3 separate regions of the Homo sapiens genome follow, and regions 2 and 3 are each linked to region 1. The links are chromatin contacts, found by Hi-C or POLR2A ChIA-PET in ENCODE. All regions are on one chromosome and are shown on one strand. The core of a region is the stretch at or near the end of the contact, and the rest is flanking DNA. Distances in the headings are between cores, read along the strand shown.

Region 1 (4,837 bases), core at 1,680-4,179:
TTAAAGTCAACAGGACCAAAACCAAACTAACTCCTTGTGTTTCTCCCAGACCCCAGCCTCCTCACTCACGCCATCCTCCTAGCCGTTCCAGGGGTCAGCCACCCTCTTGTTCATTTTATTTGAGATGCATTCTCCACAAAAACTTTGAGTAAGAAAAAATAAAGAAATTTGTTTTCAGCTAATTTACCCACTCAAGAGCTTGCTCTCATCTCTCAGTTTTTCTCGGAAAATTTTTTGCACAATCCCTCCTTTCCTGACTCACAGGAATGAAATGTGAAAGTAAATAGTTTTGAGTACATTTTAACAATAATCTTCACTTCCCTATTATCGTCTCTGAAAATCTACCCCTAAAGTCATGCACAGTAACCTTAGTAATTCTCAAGTTGGAGAGATTATGTGCCCTAGGGGACCTCTGGCAATATCTGGAGACATTTTGGGTTGCTATAAATAGGGGAGGTAGGGCTGGGAGCAGTGGCTCACGCCTGTAATCCCAGCACTTTGGGAGGCTAAGGTGGGTGGATCACCTGAGATCAGCAGTTCGAGACCAACTTGGCCAACATGTTGAAACCCTGTCTCTATTAAAAATACAAAAATTAGCTGGGCGTGATGGTGTGCGCCTGTAATCCCAGCTACTTGGGAGGCTGAGGCAGGAGAATTGGTTGAACCCAGGAGGCAGAGGTTGCAGTGAGTCGAGATCACACCATTGCACTCCAGCCTGGGCCACAAGAGCAAAACTCTGTCTCAAAAAAAAAAAAAAAAAAAAATAGGGGAGGTGGTGGTACCGGTCATCTAGTGGGTAGAACTCAGGGAGGTGGCTCAATATCCTACAATGCCCAGGACAGACGCCACAACAAAGATCGGCTGGCCCAAAATGTCAACAGTGCCAGGGTTGAAAAAACTCGCTTTAGGAGAAGACAAGAAAAGAAGAAAATGCTTCATAATATAAAATATCCTAATATTCTCTTATGCTACTTCTTCTATAAGCACAAATAGACAAAGCACACACTGTATCTTAAAATTCCACATTTAGAGTTAATGAGAATTGATGTTATATGACAAGATCTGCAGCCGGGCAGGAGGGAGAGGACAGGTCAGCTCTGATTTCCCAACATAAACCCCTCCTTACTAAATGGTAACATGACTTTATCTTCGGGCACTGCTCCAGAGTGAAATACCTTACCAATAAACATCAACTCCAGCCTTATTATTTAATTTTATTTATTTATTTAGAGACAGAGTCTCACTCTGTCCCCCAGGCTGGAGCAAAGTGGTGCGATTTCGGCTCACTGCAACCTCTGCCTCCCAGGTTTAAGGGATTCTCCTGTCTCAGCCTCCCGAGTAGCTGGGACTACAGGCGTGCCCCGCCAGGCCTGGCTAATTTTGGTATTTTGGTTAGAGATGGGGTTTCGCCATGTTGGTCAAGCTGGTCTCGAACTCCTAGACTCAAGTGATCCACCCGCCTCAGCCTCCCAAAGTGCTGGGATTACATGTGTGAGCCACCGTGCTTGGCCCAGCCTCATTTTTTAAAACAGGCCTTTTGATTTTAACATTTTCTGCAAAAACAAAGTCCTCTGATATAAACTGTGATCCAGCTCAGACCAGGCATCTATTTTTGTCCCCTGCTCCCCGACTATGTAAAAAATTCCCATCACTAAACCTTCTCATTATTGGGAGGGGGCGTGAGCATGCGTTAAGATTTATGATTGAGACTCCCCCAAAAGTAGTAAAACACTTCCAGAGGATCTAAGACAATCACCAAAAGCGCCCCTTAGCGTGTGCGGCAAAAATTATAACCGAATGCAAAGAATCTTATCAAAGGAATGTCTTCAAGTTAACCAACGTTTCCTATTACACCTTCCAAAGCTGTTAGGGGCGAGTCCCACGCAGAACGTCCGCTGCTCTGCCTGGCCTCTGTGTTCTTGCTCCAGCCACACACCGCGGTCTCAGGAGTCAAGCACGGCACCTGGCTGCCAAGGCGTGACTGGAAAAGGTTAATTAACACCGAGCCTCTTCCAGGTGAACGCGAACGCGAGTGGGTGTGGACCGCAAGGTCGGCCAGTGGCTGCCGCGGGAAGCGCAGGCCCGGACCACACCCGACCTCCGCACTTGGGGTCCCCTCCGGCGGGATCCGCAGCTCTCGGGGTGGGTGGTCTCCAGCCGGCCACTGCGGGAATGCCGCCGGTCCTGGAAGGACACCCTTCTATTCAAACTCAAGGGAGAAAGGGATCATTTAAATCCCCCGCATGGCTGCGCGCTATCCCCGGAAGGCTGCTCCAGCACCACCTAGCGAGGATGCCGCCGCGCAGGGCGCTCCCAGGTGTGCACGCGCAGGTGTACGGATTCGGGGAGCGCTCCCAGGTGTACACGCGCAGGTGTGCGGACTCAGGGAGCGCTCCCCAGGTGTGCACGCGCAGGTGTGCGGACTCGAGGAGAGCGCCCAGGTGTACACTAGCAGGTGTGCGGACTCGGGGAGCGCTCCCAGGTGTGAGCGCGCAGGTGTGCGGACTTGGGGCGGTGGGGGGCGCCCAGGCTTGCACGCGCAGGTGTGCGGACTCGGAAGCGCGCCCAGGCGTACACGCGCAGGTGAGCGAACTCGGGGGGCGCGCCTAGGCGTAGGTATGCGGACTCCGGGCCGCGAAAGACAGGTCATGCCAGTGAACCCCCAAACCCGGCCCACGCTCCCTGCGCCCCAAGCCGCTCATCCCCAACTCACCTCTTCCAGAAATTTGGTCAAATCGTACACCTTGTGGTGCAGGATCAGCCAGGTGCTCTTGCTGTGGTTGTGCTTCTGAATCTCCTCTAGGGTGTAGTACTTCACGGCCTCGTCCGACTGCTCTGCCATCTCGGTTCGCCGCGAGCCAGGCCCAGCACACACAGCCCCGTCGGGTGGAGCAGAGCGCGCGACTCAGCCAGCTCCACCCGGGACATTCCCCGCGCCGGGAACCCCACTGGGGGCTGGGCGGCCGGCTCAGGGGCGGGGCGCAGTAGAAGGGCCTCCGACGGTTGGCCATCATCCTTGTCACTCAAAAGTCCCCGCCTTCGGTCGACCCCCTCCGCCTGCCCAAGCGTGGTCCCGCCCAGTATGCGGGTGTTAATTGGCTGCCGGAGGTGCCCTTCACAATCTCCCGGCTGCCGCAGCGCGCGGAGAGCGTGACAGGACTCCACGGAGTCTGCGCGGAAGGGCGGGACTAACTGTGGCGAGGGCTGAGGTGGGAGGTCGGGGGCGTCCCCGCGGGTTAAGCGTGCGAGAGAGCGAGGTGCACCAGCGGGCATGGATGGCCTGTGCAGAGTCCAGTCTTGTGAGGGCGGCGAACTAGGCAGCGAATCGCGGGAGTTTCCTATTGGCAGCAGTCCGAGTCCCAGACGTTAATTTGTAACAAAAGTAGCGATGGCCAAGCCCATAAAGGGGGCATCTCGGAAAGCCGTTCGCATGCACGGAAGAGATGAAAGCCCCGTGCGCGCTAGAAAACGGTTTCGCAACTCACTTCGGGAAGCAAATGCGCTGCCCCCCAAAACATAAAGTTGGCGAACTGTGCCTGACCCCGCTGGGGTTTTGGAATGCCTCGTCCTCACAGGAAAAAAATCCAGGGAAATCATCTTTTCCTTAAAAAGCAAAAGTGTCCAAATTATTTCTGTGACTGAAGTAGTTTGTCTGCGGTTGGCCAGTGACATGGCAAGGCCTTGTTTGTGCATTTAAGGTAAATCAGATTCTCTTCTAGGAGTCTGGAAGAGAACTTCCCCAAAGGGCACCCTCTTTCCCTTCTGACACAGAGGAAATACCACATATAAAGAGCTACAAATGTTTGAAGGAGAAAAAAAATAAAGAAAAATTCCAGCATGTTAAAATTTGATATTTTATGTAGGCCCTTTTCAGCAATGGTAGTTAATTCCAAAAAGAACCACACGAGAGGTTTCACATGTGGGGTCATCCATCCTTCCAGGGATGCAGAAGGTTCCTACACATACTAGGTGTCTGATGAATGTGAGCTCCCTTCCCCCTGCTTACCTCCTCCATAGGAATGCATGCCTATCCAGAAAAACACAAAACACACGCATGTCAGGCCTCTGAGCCCAAGCCTGCACATATACATCCAGATGGCCTGAAGCAACTGAAGAATCACAAAAGAAGTGAAAATGCTGAAGCAACTGAAGAATCACAAAAGAAGTGAAAATGGCCGGTTCCTGCCTTAACTGATAAGACAGTCACCTGTCCTCCTGCTCTTTGCTCTGTGAGAAAGATCCACCTACAACCTCGGGTCCTCAGACCAACCAGCTCCAGGAACATCTCACCAATTTTAAATTGGGTAAGCAGCTTCTTTTTACTCTCTTCTCCAACCTCTCTCACTATCTCTCAACCTCTTTCTCCTTTCAATTTTGGCACCACCCTTCAATCTATCCCTTCCCTTAATTTCAGTTCCTTTCCTTTTCTGATAGAGACAGAGGAGATGTGTTTTATCCGTGAACCCAAAACTCCGGCACTGGTCACGGACTCGAGAAGACAGTCTTCCCTTGGTGTTTAATCACTGCAGGGATGCCTGCCTGATTATTCACCCACATTTCAGAGGTGTCTGATCACCACAGGGACACCTGCCTTGATCCTTCACCTTGGTGTCAAGTACCGACCCCCCCTGTGTCTCTGCCCTCTCTTTTCTCTGGGCTTGCCTCCTTCACTATGGGCAACCTTCCACCCTCCATTCCTCCTTCTTCTCCCTTAGCCTGTGTTCTCAAGAACTTAAAACCTCTTCAACTCTCGCCTGACCTAAAACCTAAACACCTTATTTTCTTCTGCAATACCACCTGACCCCAATACAAACTTGACAGTGGTTCCAAATAGCCA
Region 2 (4,837 bases), core at 761-3,260, 250 kb after region 1:
CAGGTGTGAGCCACCACGTCTGAACTCTGCCCTGAATTTCTGATCTGACCTTGAGTGCCTGGAATGGGCACCCTGCCTCAGCCTGGCCCCCTGTATGTGACATAAGAGGGAATGGCAACAGCTCTCTTGGGGAACCTCAGTGAGGATTGGAGGGCAAGTCCAGAAAGGAGAGCCGTGTTTAGATGTGTGGGGGTGTAACCTACTCATCCTGGCTGTGTGATCCCAGGCAGTCTCTTGACCCCTCTAGTGCTTCAGGTCACTTGTCTGTGAAATGCAGCTACAGTAGCTCTGCCTTACTGGATTTTCAGGGTGATTGGCGACGTTGTGGCCATGAGTGCTCGGCTCAGTGCCTGCCCTCCATGCATGTGAAGACGCAATAAAAATGTAAACGTGAACTTACTGCAGATGGTCACCACTTCTGTTAATCAACAAATCACATGATGTGTGGAATCCCTAACTCACTCCAGCACTAGAATCTGAGGAATGCTGCAAACATCAAATTTCAGATCTGGCTTCTAATGAAGTGATGCCGATTTTCTTGTATCACGGGTGGTTTAGCACAGACTGCTATAGACATTAAATGCTAGTTCCAGACACCCACTAGCGGCGTTCTGGGAGAGGCCTGCGAGTTGTTGGGCACTGGAACACACTTTTCTGTGGTTCACACCGGAAACTTGTAGGTTCTGAAAGTGGAGGGGGAAATGGGGCTGCAGTTGGGAGCCATCACCCGCTGGGGGCTCACAGTGAGTGCAGCCTCGGTCATGGGCTCTGCTGACGCACCTGGGGAAGGAGACGGCAGGTGTGCAGAGGCACCGTTTAGCTGCCACAGGAGCTGCCAGGAAAGGCACAGTGATCGGATCCTCCCCTGAGCGTGCACTGTCTAGGGCAGCTGTCCTAGCTTCTCAGCAGGTTGTCATCTGCGGCTCACCAGAGAGAGATGCTGCCCTGGTGACTGCCACTCTGCTGGCTCGGGACCCTGGCAGGTTCAGGAGCTGATGGTATCTGGAGGGTGGGTGGCATTTGTTGGCTGGAGCTGAGAGCCAGCTCCTGGAGGAGTCACAGAAGGAGAAGGGGTGGGTGGGTCCAGCCACCATCCTACTGATCCCAGTGCAGAGCTCCTGCCCAGGAGGAAATATGCACATGCGGTTGGTTTATGGGAGGGAGCCTGGGTGGTCTGTTGCATTGTTGGTCTCACCATCACAGGGCAGGCAGCAGCAAGGCTGGAGCAGGGGACCTGAGCCCTGAGGTCCTCCCCAGCCCCTTCGTCCCAGCCCTAATCAGGAGGTAGGGGCTTTCTGTCCCCAGAGCACCTCTCCTCAGGCCCCACAATGCCCCAGTGTTCCAATTCTCAATTGCTCTTTCAAGCGGTTACAATCCCCCACTTCTTCAGAAGCACTGTGGTTGGGACAAAGGTACCTTTCATGGTACACGTGGCTCAGCTTCCGGCGCCACAGGACATAAAGTTGGGGTGCTGTCCCCTGCTGACCTCAGAAGGAATGGGGCGCATTGTGAAAGGGAGAGAAACAGTGCTAAGACAAGGCACGCACAGATGGAACTCCCCAAAGACTGCAGATGAGGAGGGGTCCCCTGTGCCTTCTAGGACTAGCTCCAGTGCCCTGGGATCCCAGAGTGCATGGCGCTCAGGGAGAAACGCGTTTGCATGTTTCAGTTTCACAGTTTGCCTGGGGCGGTCTTGTTACCCAACTCTGTACCTTGTACTGCAGGCCAGAGGTGTGCGCAGGAGCACTGCCCTGGGGCCATCCCAGAAGCCTTGTCCCTGCTGACAGGGTGAGGTTTGCTTGTTGAGCTCCTGGTGTCAAGGCCTAATTTATTAGTCATTATTAGCCAATTCCTGGAGGTTGAGGTTATCCAGGATACAAACATTTATGCCTTTTAAGGTGCACTGAACAGAGCTTGTGGGCTTTTAAGTGGACCCTTTTTATCTTCACCCGAATCTTGCTCTCCTCCAGTTTGGGAAAGTTTGCACCAGGTAGCGTTCCCAGCACTGAGCCTGGCACTGGGCCAGGCTGTAGGGACATTACGTCCCAGGAAGTGAAATCATTGTAGGGCAGTCCCGATCAAGACACAGTATGAGTTCACCCTTAAAACTCCCCATCCACTTCAAGCAAAGCAATTGCATATACTTCAGGATTTTGTTTGTTTTTTTGTTTTTGAGACAAGATCTCACTCTGTGATCCTCCCACCTCAAACCTCCTGAGTTGCTGGGACTATAGGTATGCACCACCTGGCCTGGCTAAGTTTTAAAATCTGATTTCGCTTATGTAGAGACAGAGTTTCTGTGTTGCCCAGGCTGGTCTTGAACTCCTGGGCTCAAGTGGGCCTCCTACCTTGGCTTCCCAAAATGCTGGGATTACAGGTGTGTGCCACTAGAACACTGTTTGAGAACTGTAAGCCACCAGTTTAAGACCTCGACCTGGAATGGGCATCTTAAAGCACCAGGTGGAGGCAACCATTGCATTTTAGGCAGAACTCATAACAGAGAAGGAGAATAAAATGACTGTCATTCAAGTTGAGGCTGCAAGCCAAAGTTCTGAAGTATGTAAGAAAGACATGCCTTAAGAAAAATAGCTTTTGCAATGTGTTAGGAAATGGGTTTACCAAGACTGACATACAAAGAGTAGAACATGTTTAAAATGGATGCAAACGAAGTATGTTTAAATTCTTCAAGAGACAAATGAAAGACTAACACCCATATTAAAGAATGAGAAAATACAAAACGTAAGCAGGTATCTATGAATCAGGAGCAGACAGGGGCCGGGTGTGGTGGCTCATGCCTGTAATCCCATCACTTTGGGAGGACGAGGCAGGCAGATCACTTGAACCCAGGAGTTTGAGACCAGCCTGGGCAATATGGTGAGACCCCCCTGTTTCTACAAAAAATACAAAAAGTAGCTGGATGTGGTGGCATGCACCTGTAGTCCCAGCTACTTAAGAGGCTGAGGTGGGACAATCACTTGAACCCAGGAGGTTGAGGCAGCAGTGAACGATGATCACACCACTGTACTCCAGCCTGGGCAACAGAGTGAGATCCTGTCTCAAAAAATAAAACAAAACAAAATAAAATAAAATAAAATAAAATAAAATAAAAACAGATGGGTATTAAAATCAACCAATTAGACATCCTGAAAATGTAACTAGTTATTGAAATAACTGAACAGTAAAAATTCTAGACTGGGCACAGTCAAAGTGAGAATTAATGAACTGAAAAATATTACAGAGAATATGCCCAGGAATCAGAGCAGAGAGATAACAAGAAAAAAAGGGAAAAACTAAGAGATCTGGAGGATATATGATAGATCGAAAGACTCCAATGTAGTAGGAGTTCTAGAAGAAAACAGAGGAAATGAGGCCAGGCACTATGGCTCACACCTGTAATACTAGCATTTTGGGAGGCCAAAGAAAGAGGATCAGTTGAGCTCAGGAGTTCCAGACCAGCCTGGGCAACATAGTGGGTCCCCATCTCTAAAAAAAATTTAAAAATCAGTCCACGTATGGTGGCTTGTACCTTTAGTCCCAGCTTCTCAGGAGGCTGAGGCAGGAGGGTGGCTTGAGCCTGGGAGATCCAGGCTGCAGTGAGCTATGATCACCCCACTGCACTCTAGCCTGGGCAACATAGCAAGACCCTGTCTCTACAAAAAGCTTAAAAAATAAGCCGGCTTGGTGTTGCACACCTGTAGTCCCAGCCACTCAGGAGGCACAGACAGAAGAATCACTTGACACTAAGAGTTTGAGTTTGCAGTGAGCAGTGATTATGCCACTACACTCCAGCCTGGGCAACAGAGGGAGACTCTGTCTCAAAAAATAAATACGTAAAAATAAATGTGCATTGGCATCTTATTCTATGATAGACAGTACATAGGCTCTTGGGGCTATGGAAAGAAGAGAAACAAAGTCCTGGCCCCCATGGAGCTTATGTCATGAGAGCCAGACAGATAATTAATAAGTAAACAAATAATAGAATGTTATATAGTGATAAGAAGGCCGGGCACGGTGACTCATGCCTGTAATCCCAGCACTTTGGGAGGCCGAAGCAGGTGGATCACCTGAGGTCAGGAGTTCGAGACCAGCCAGGCCAACATGGTGAAACCCCATCTCTACTAAAAATTCAAAAACTTAGCTGGGCATGCTGGCAGATGCCTGTAATCCCAGCTACTTGGGAGGCTGAGGCAAGAAAAATCACTTGAACCCGGGAGGTGGAGGTTGCAGTGAACCAAGATCATGTCACTGCACTCCAGCTTGGCAGCAGAGCGAGGTTCTGTCTCAAAAAAAAAAAAAAAAAAAAAAAGGATATTATATAGTGGTAAGAAAATAATAACAGGGTGTACTGGGTTAAATAACATTCCTTCAAAAATGCCTGTCCACCTGGAACCTCAGAACGTGGCCTTATTTGGAAACAGGGTTTTTACAGATGTAATTAGTTAAAAAGAGGTCACTCTGGAGTAGAGTGGGCCCTAAATCCAAAACTCAGTGTCCTCCTAAGATGAGAGTACACAGAGAGACACAGAAAGAGGCTGGCTGTGCACACACGGAGGCAGAGACTGGAAGGACACAGTCACAGCAAAGGACTGCTGCCAACACCAGAAGCTGGAGGGGCAGGAAGGACCCTCCCCTAGAGCCTGCAGACGGAGCCCAGCCCTGCCAACACGTGATTTAGGTTTCTGGCCTCTAAAACTGTGGGAGAATAAAGTCCTGGTGTTTGGCCCCCGGTTTGGGATGCTTTGTTCCAGCAGCCTGAGGAAGCTAGTGGAGACCGATGGGAAAGCCCCGCCCTCTCCTCGAATCTGCCTTGTTCTCGACTTTACATTTGTTGGACTTT
Region 3 (4,837 bases), core at 1,418-3,917, 230 kb before region 1:
CCATGGAGCCCTTACTAAATAGATACATCAGCACAGTCATTTTACAGGGCTGCCACAGAAATGCATTTCTCCGGCATGGCCATTCATTCCACTTAAGCAAAACCAATAATAGGGCAAATTCACAATTTAGCTGCAAAACAGTGGCCAACAGAATCTTATTACGGAAAGAAAGTATCTTGTTCTGGGAAAATGGGTAGATGGGGTCTATAAATCTGTAAGCAAGCAGACAGCCACTTAGTATCTTATTCCAAGACAACAGCAATTCTTGCCTAATAGTGCAAAGATCAGTGTGTATTGCACAAACACAAGAATCGGGGGCAATATAAGACCGCTGGGATGTAGGCTGTATGTAAATAAAACATTGAATCATTTTTATGGCTGGCTCCAGAGTCTAGTTACATCAGAATTTAATAGTAGAATTAATGTAACCATGAACTAAATTTCTCATTTTAAAATATTTTATTATAGCAACATTAATAAAATTACAAATAAAATGTACTTAGAATCTCTTGACTTCAACAAATCAAATTGCGTTTATTTGTCCATTATTACTTCTAGTCTCTTATTAAAATATCTAACTTTTGCTTAGCTTAAAGAATGCTGCAGTTAAGAAGTACTTGATATTTTAAATCAATACAGAATGTTTAGAATGTTTTAACCTTACTATTTTAACCTTGAGGATGTTTAGGCTCTATTTATCAATAAAATATTTTTCTCAGAATTATAGCAAGATGAAATGCCATTAAAGCAACTTGATCGTTTGATTAATTACCAAGACTGCATAAGTGAACTGTTTTCAGTTTTTCCTTTTCACTGGGACCAGTTCTCATCCATGTAAATTTCACAATATAAATTTGATTCATTGATTTTTTTTGATCCCTATCAAATTTTACCAATCAACATGTCTGCCCCTGAGCATTTTCTGAAATGACCATTATTTCTTCCCAGGCTAATGTTCTTATGTGAAGTTTTAACTACTCTCAGTTTTACTTTAGATTGGTTATTTCCACCAAGTCTAGTTTTTTTTTTAAATAATGCACCCAACAAACATCATTGTGGCTAAAATGGCAGAGTTAAATGCCCTGTTCTCTTTATATATACATCATATAATAAGACTTTCCTTTTGTTTTTCACAGAGTTGATTGTAGATGACTAAGATGTCCCTTACAGCCCTAACTGAGAAGATAGGGCACTGTCTGCTTAGATGCAACATAGATTGTTCCTCCAGCTTTTTTAGTTGAAGCTTTGAGGCCCATCTCCTCTTCCTCTTTAAAAACAACTGAGATGAGGCCGGGCGGGGTTAGACTTATTCTATGAACCCCCAGTAGGGGGAAATAAGACCAATGAGTCATATTTTTCTGAAACTTACTTATGGGCAGGTGTCGCCTCTGGGCTGATTCAACTTGGAGAGGAATATTCCAGCAAGAGTTATCAAAGGAGAGAGTATGTTTCCTAAGAAAAGTGAGAGTCCTATTTCTAAAAAAGTAAAAGAATGGTTCCCAACTTGAGTGCCCGTCAGAGATGACGGAACATGGAAATACTGCCCATATTGTCTTCCTGAAGCTTCCTTACTTTGCTTTCCACATTTAGGGCATGGTATAAGTAGGTCCACTTTTCTTTCTTCCAGATGGCTACACAATTGTCCCGGCATCATTATGAAAATGTCCATCCTTCCCCCACTGCTCTGAGATGCCACCTTTGCCATAAAACAGCTGCCCTTCTCTGTGCGTCTGTTTGAGTTCTGTGTTCTGCCCCATTTGTCTATTTACTCTTTTCTTGCACCAAAGGGCACTCTAATTTCCTGTGGTGTTACACAAAGCCTTCCCATGTGATAGAGCAAGCCCTGTCACCTTCCGCTTCTTCAAAGTGACTTGGTTATTCTCAGTTCTTTGTGTTAGTATATACCAGTTTCATTGATTTAAGACATAGTTCTTTCAAACGGCCTTATCCCTGTTAGGCAGAATAAGCTTCACTGCGTGTGTTTATTTATGCTCTGCTAAATACCTATGTGATGACCTTTCCTTGTGTGTCAAATGTTCATAATCCATCATCCACCGTCCAGCACTATGGGTGCACAGGTGGCAATATGGGACAACAGGCCATGGGCTTTAGAATCAGGTCAATCCTAGCTTTGTCCAGGCCAATCCTAGCTTTGTCCAGTACCAGATGTGCACCTCTGGGCATTTAACCTCTCTGCTCAGTTCCTCATTTTAAATGCCATTTTCATACCAACTGCCCATAGTGTTTTGGGAAGATTTTAAAAAATATAGGTGAAGCTTATTGCATAATGCCTGGCACACAATAAGGTTCCAACTTTTAAAAATGAAAGCTACTATTATTATTTCATGGTGAATTTTTCACTTTCTCCTTTACCAAGATTAAGTCAGTGAGAAATCACAGGTGTTTCATCTTGCATTTCTGGGCACTTTTCTGAACAAAACACATAAAGATTAATGTATTTCTTATAGCCGTTTCACTGACTCAATCATGTGACAGTATGTCAAGCAGTAAACACACATTTTCCTTAGGAGCACCTCTCGGAGTTCATTTTTATCATCACCAGGAGGCCAGAAGGTAAAGTGAGGGGGTTGGCACAGGCCAGCTGTCCAGGCTGAGGCAGGTGAAAGAGGCTGAGGACCTGTGTGCCCCATCCCATGTGACTCTAAAACCTGACAAATCCCCAATGTTTACACATTTCTCAGGGCATGCGCTCATCTCTGCACGCATATTCAGGAACAAACTGACGCCCACAACATCCTGCACAGCTGCAGTGATGGATGTGTGAGCACGCATCCTGCATCCCTGCCAGAGCTTGCATGTTGTGCTGGTGGCAGGGGACCTGACATGGTCTGTGGCTGCACCTTTAACCTGCTTTGCCCACAGCCCAGCCTTTTCTTCTAAGCTCTTCCCCGGGAGCCTGGTGGACCTCCTCGGCTGCAGTGAGCAAAGGAGAGCTGCCATTCAGCTGCTCTCGAACATGCATTTCATTTCCCCATAGCAGCCCTCATTTCTTTGGGTGTCCTACACACTCCCCTCCTTTCTTGCCTTGTGTTTAATTCCCAGAGCAGTGCTTAGTGAACCTGCCTCGCAGCCCCAGGGGCTTCTGCAGCTCGAGATGTACCCAGTAGTGATCTGGCTCATATTCCCCATAGCTCACGGGAACCTAGGGTTACTCCTTGCAGCCACGGAAGACCACAAAATACTCCCTAGCCTGCAGGTAAATGCCATGATATTCCAGGCACCAAAGGTTCACAGGTGCCTGAAACCATCCAATGTGTTAAAGGTACAACCTCTTTCCATTACAAGTATTGGGAAAACAGTTTCCATAGATTTTCCCAGGAGAACATTTTGTTTCTGAAGAAGTTATGATCATTAGACTTAGGTGGATGTTAATGAAAATAAGAGACAACTATGGAGTTACATATAAAAGTCAACTTTCCAAAGGACGGTCAGATCTTTGACTTAATTTTGAATCAGACAAGATTTTGCATCTGGAGTTTACTTGAAATAAAAAACATGTCCTTTTTTTCTACACTAGTGGTAGGTATGCTTTCTTGTAACTCAAACTTGTTTTCTTTGCCAGCTGCATGATTAAGAGTTTGCACCTGTTACTTTTCTTGACTTGATTCAGCTCAATGAGCCCTGCCTCGTGATTTTTTCTTCGTAGTCAAGATACCCCAGCACAATAATTCCTCTTGCTTTGCAAACAAAAAGCTTTATCTCTGACAAAGGAGTATGATTAGTAAATGCTTTCTTTTCATGTGTCTGACAACTGCATTTCACACAATATTAACACACACACAATATTAACACACACAATATTAAGATGGTCAGTCCCCGCAAAAAGCTAGTACTTCTACTGGGTATAATCTGTGAACAGTGATGACACACAGAACTTACATGATGTTAGCATATTTAATCCTTGAGAAATATCTCCCCTTCACCCACTGTGGATTCCTAAAGCCATTAAGTGGAGCAGAGCAAGGCAGTACCTGCAGCTGGTGGGATGAGCGATCCTTAAGGCCCAGGTGGAGTGACTGGGGTGCCTGGTAGAGGAGGCAGGGCTTAGAAGGAGTGGCTGAAAATTGGTTTGTTATTGTATCGTTTTCACATTGCTATAAAGAATTACCTGAGACTGGGTAATTTATGAAGAAAAGAGGTGTAATTGACTCACAGTTCTGCAGGCTTAACAGGAAGCATGACTGGGAGGGCTCCCAGAAGATGAAGGGGAGGCAAGGACCTTCTTCACGTAGTGGCCGGAAAGAGAAAGCGAGGGGGTTAAGTGCCACACTTTTAAACTATCCGATCTCGTGAGAACTCACTCACTATCACGAGAACAGCATGGGGAAACTGGCCCCATGATCCAATCACCTCCCATCAGACCCTTCCCCAGACATATGGGGATTACAATTTGAAATGTGATTTGTGTGGGGACACAAATCCAAACCATATCAGTTTTTTTTAATGCTGTACCCATTTAATGCTTGACCCGATTTTGAGGATAGAGGCTGGTCAGTTCCCTTCCTGAGCAGTTAAGTCCACACCCCAACCAGTTCCCTTATCAGGCTCTCATCGTCAATGTCCACTATGTGCCAGCCTTAATGGCTCCGGGGCCAGGTACCAGACAACTAGGATATGCCCACAGAATTATTCAAGTCAGCCAATCCACAGGGAGGCTGCCAGACCTAGCTAGTCTCCCTCCACATCCAGCTCACCATTAATAGGCTGCTTCTGCAATGCCAGCTTGCTGTTACCCTGTCCCCAGGGGCAACCCCCAAGCAGCCCTATCTGGCAGCCTTCTCTCATTTGGAGCTGCAAGTAACCACGAGTTCTGCCC

The links. A loop is a pair of places that touch in the nucleus more often than their neighbours do. ChIA-PET counts read pairs that join two places held with the same protein, here RNA polymerase II (POLR2A). Pooled maps may share reads with other maps.
Region 2: a loop to region 1 is called in a map of HepG2, with 9 times the contacts of the local background. The contact joins the enhancer-like site here to the promoter of CYB5A in region 1. A Hi-C loop is called at or near these places in 2 of 168 maps with a recorded cell type or tissue (HepG2 and naive thymus-derived CD4-positive, alpha-beta T cell) and 12 of 50 pooled maps. POLR2A ChIA-PET finds 5 or more read pairs at or near these places in 1 of 52 experiments (WTC11).
Region 3: a loop to region 1 is called in a pooled map, with 5 times the contacts of the local background. The contact joins the enhancer-like site here to the promoter of CYB5A in region 1. A Hi-C loop is called at or near these places in 7 of 50 pooled maps.

What each region holds. Positions count from the first base shown.
Region 1 is chr18:74,289,034-74,293,870 of GRCh38, forward strand. CYB5A (cytochrome b5 type A) reads right to left here and starts at 2,930. Exons shown (of 5, transcript NM_148923.4): 1 at 2,714-2,930. The coding sequence starts at 2,842. RefSeq lists enhancers at 1,509-2,116, 2,722-2,891, 2,971-3,140, 3,430-3,489, 3,849-4,018.
Region 2 is chr18:74,540,435-74,545,271 of GRCh38, forward strand. All of the region lies in intron 1 of CNDP1 (carnosine dipeptidase 1), which reads left to right. Among named protein-coding and RNA genes, the nearest start is that of CNDP1, 8.4 kb to the left of the region's middle. RefSeq lists an enhancer at 449-949. Within about 2 kb of position 2,011, at least 4 of the 41 ENCODE cell types and tissues checked have a DNase peak (open chromatin) inside an H3K27ac peak, as active enhancers do.
Region 3 is chr18:74,061,949-74,066,785 of GRCh38, forward strand. No RefSeq gene overlaps it. Among named protein-coding and RNA genes, the nearest start is that of FBXO15, 83 kb to the right of the region's middle. Within about 2 kb of position 2,668, at least 4 of the 41 ENCODE cell types and tissues checked have a DNase peak (open chromatin) inside an H3K27ac peak, as active enhancers do.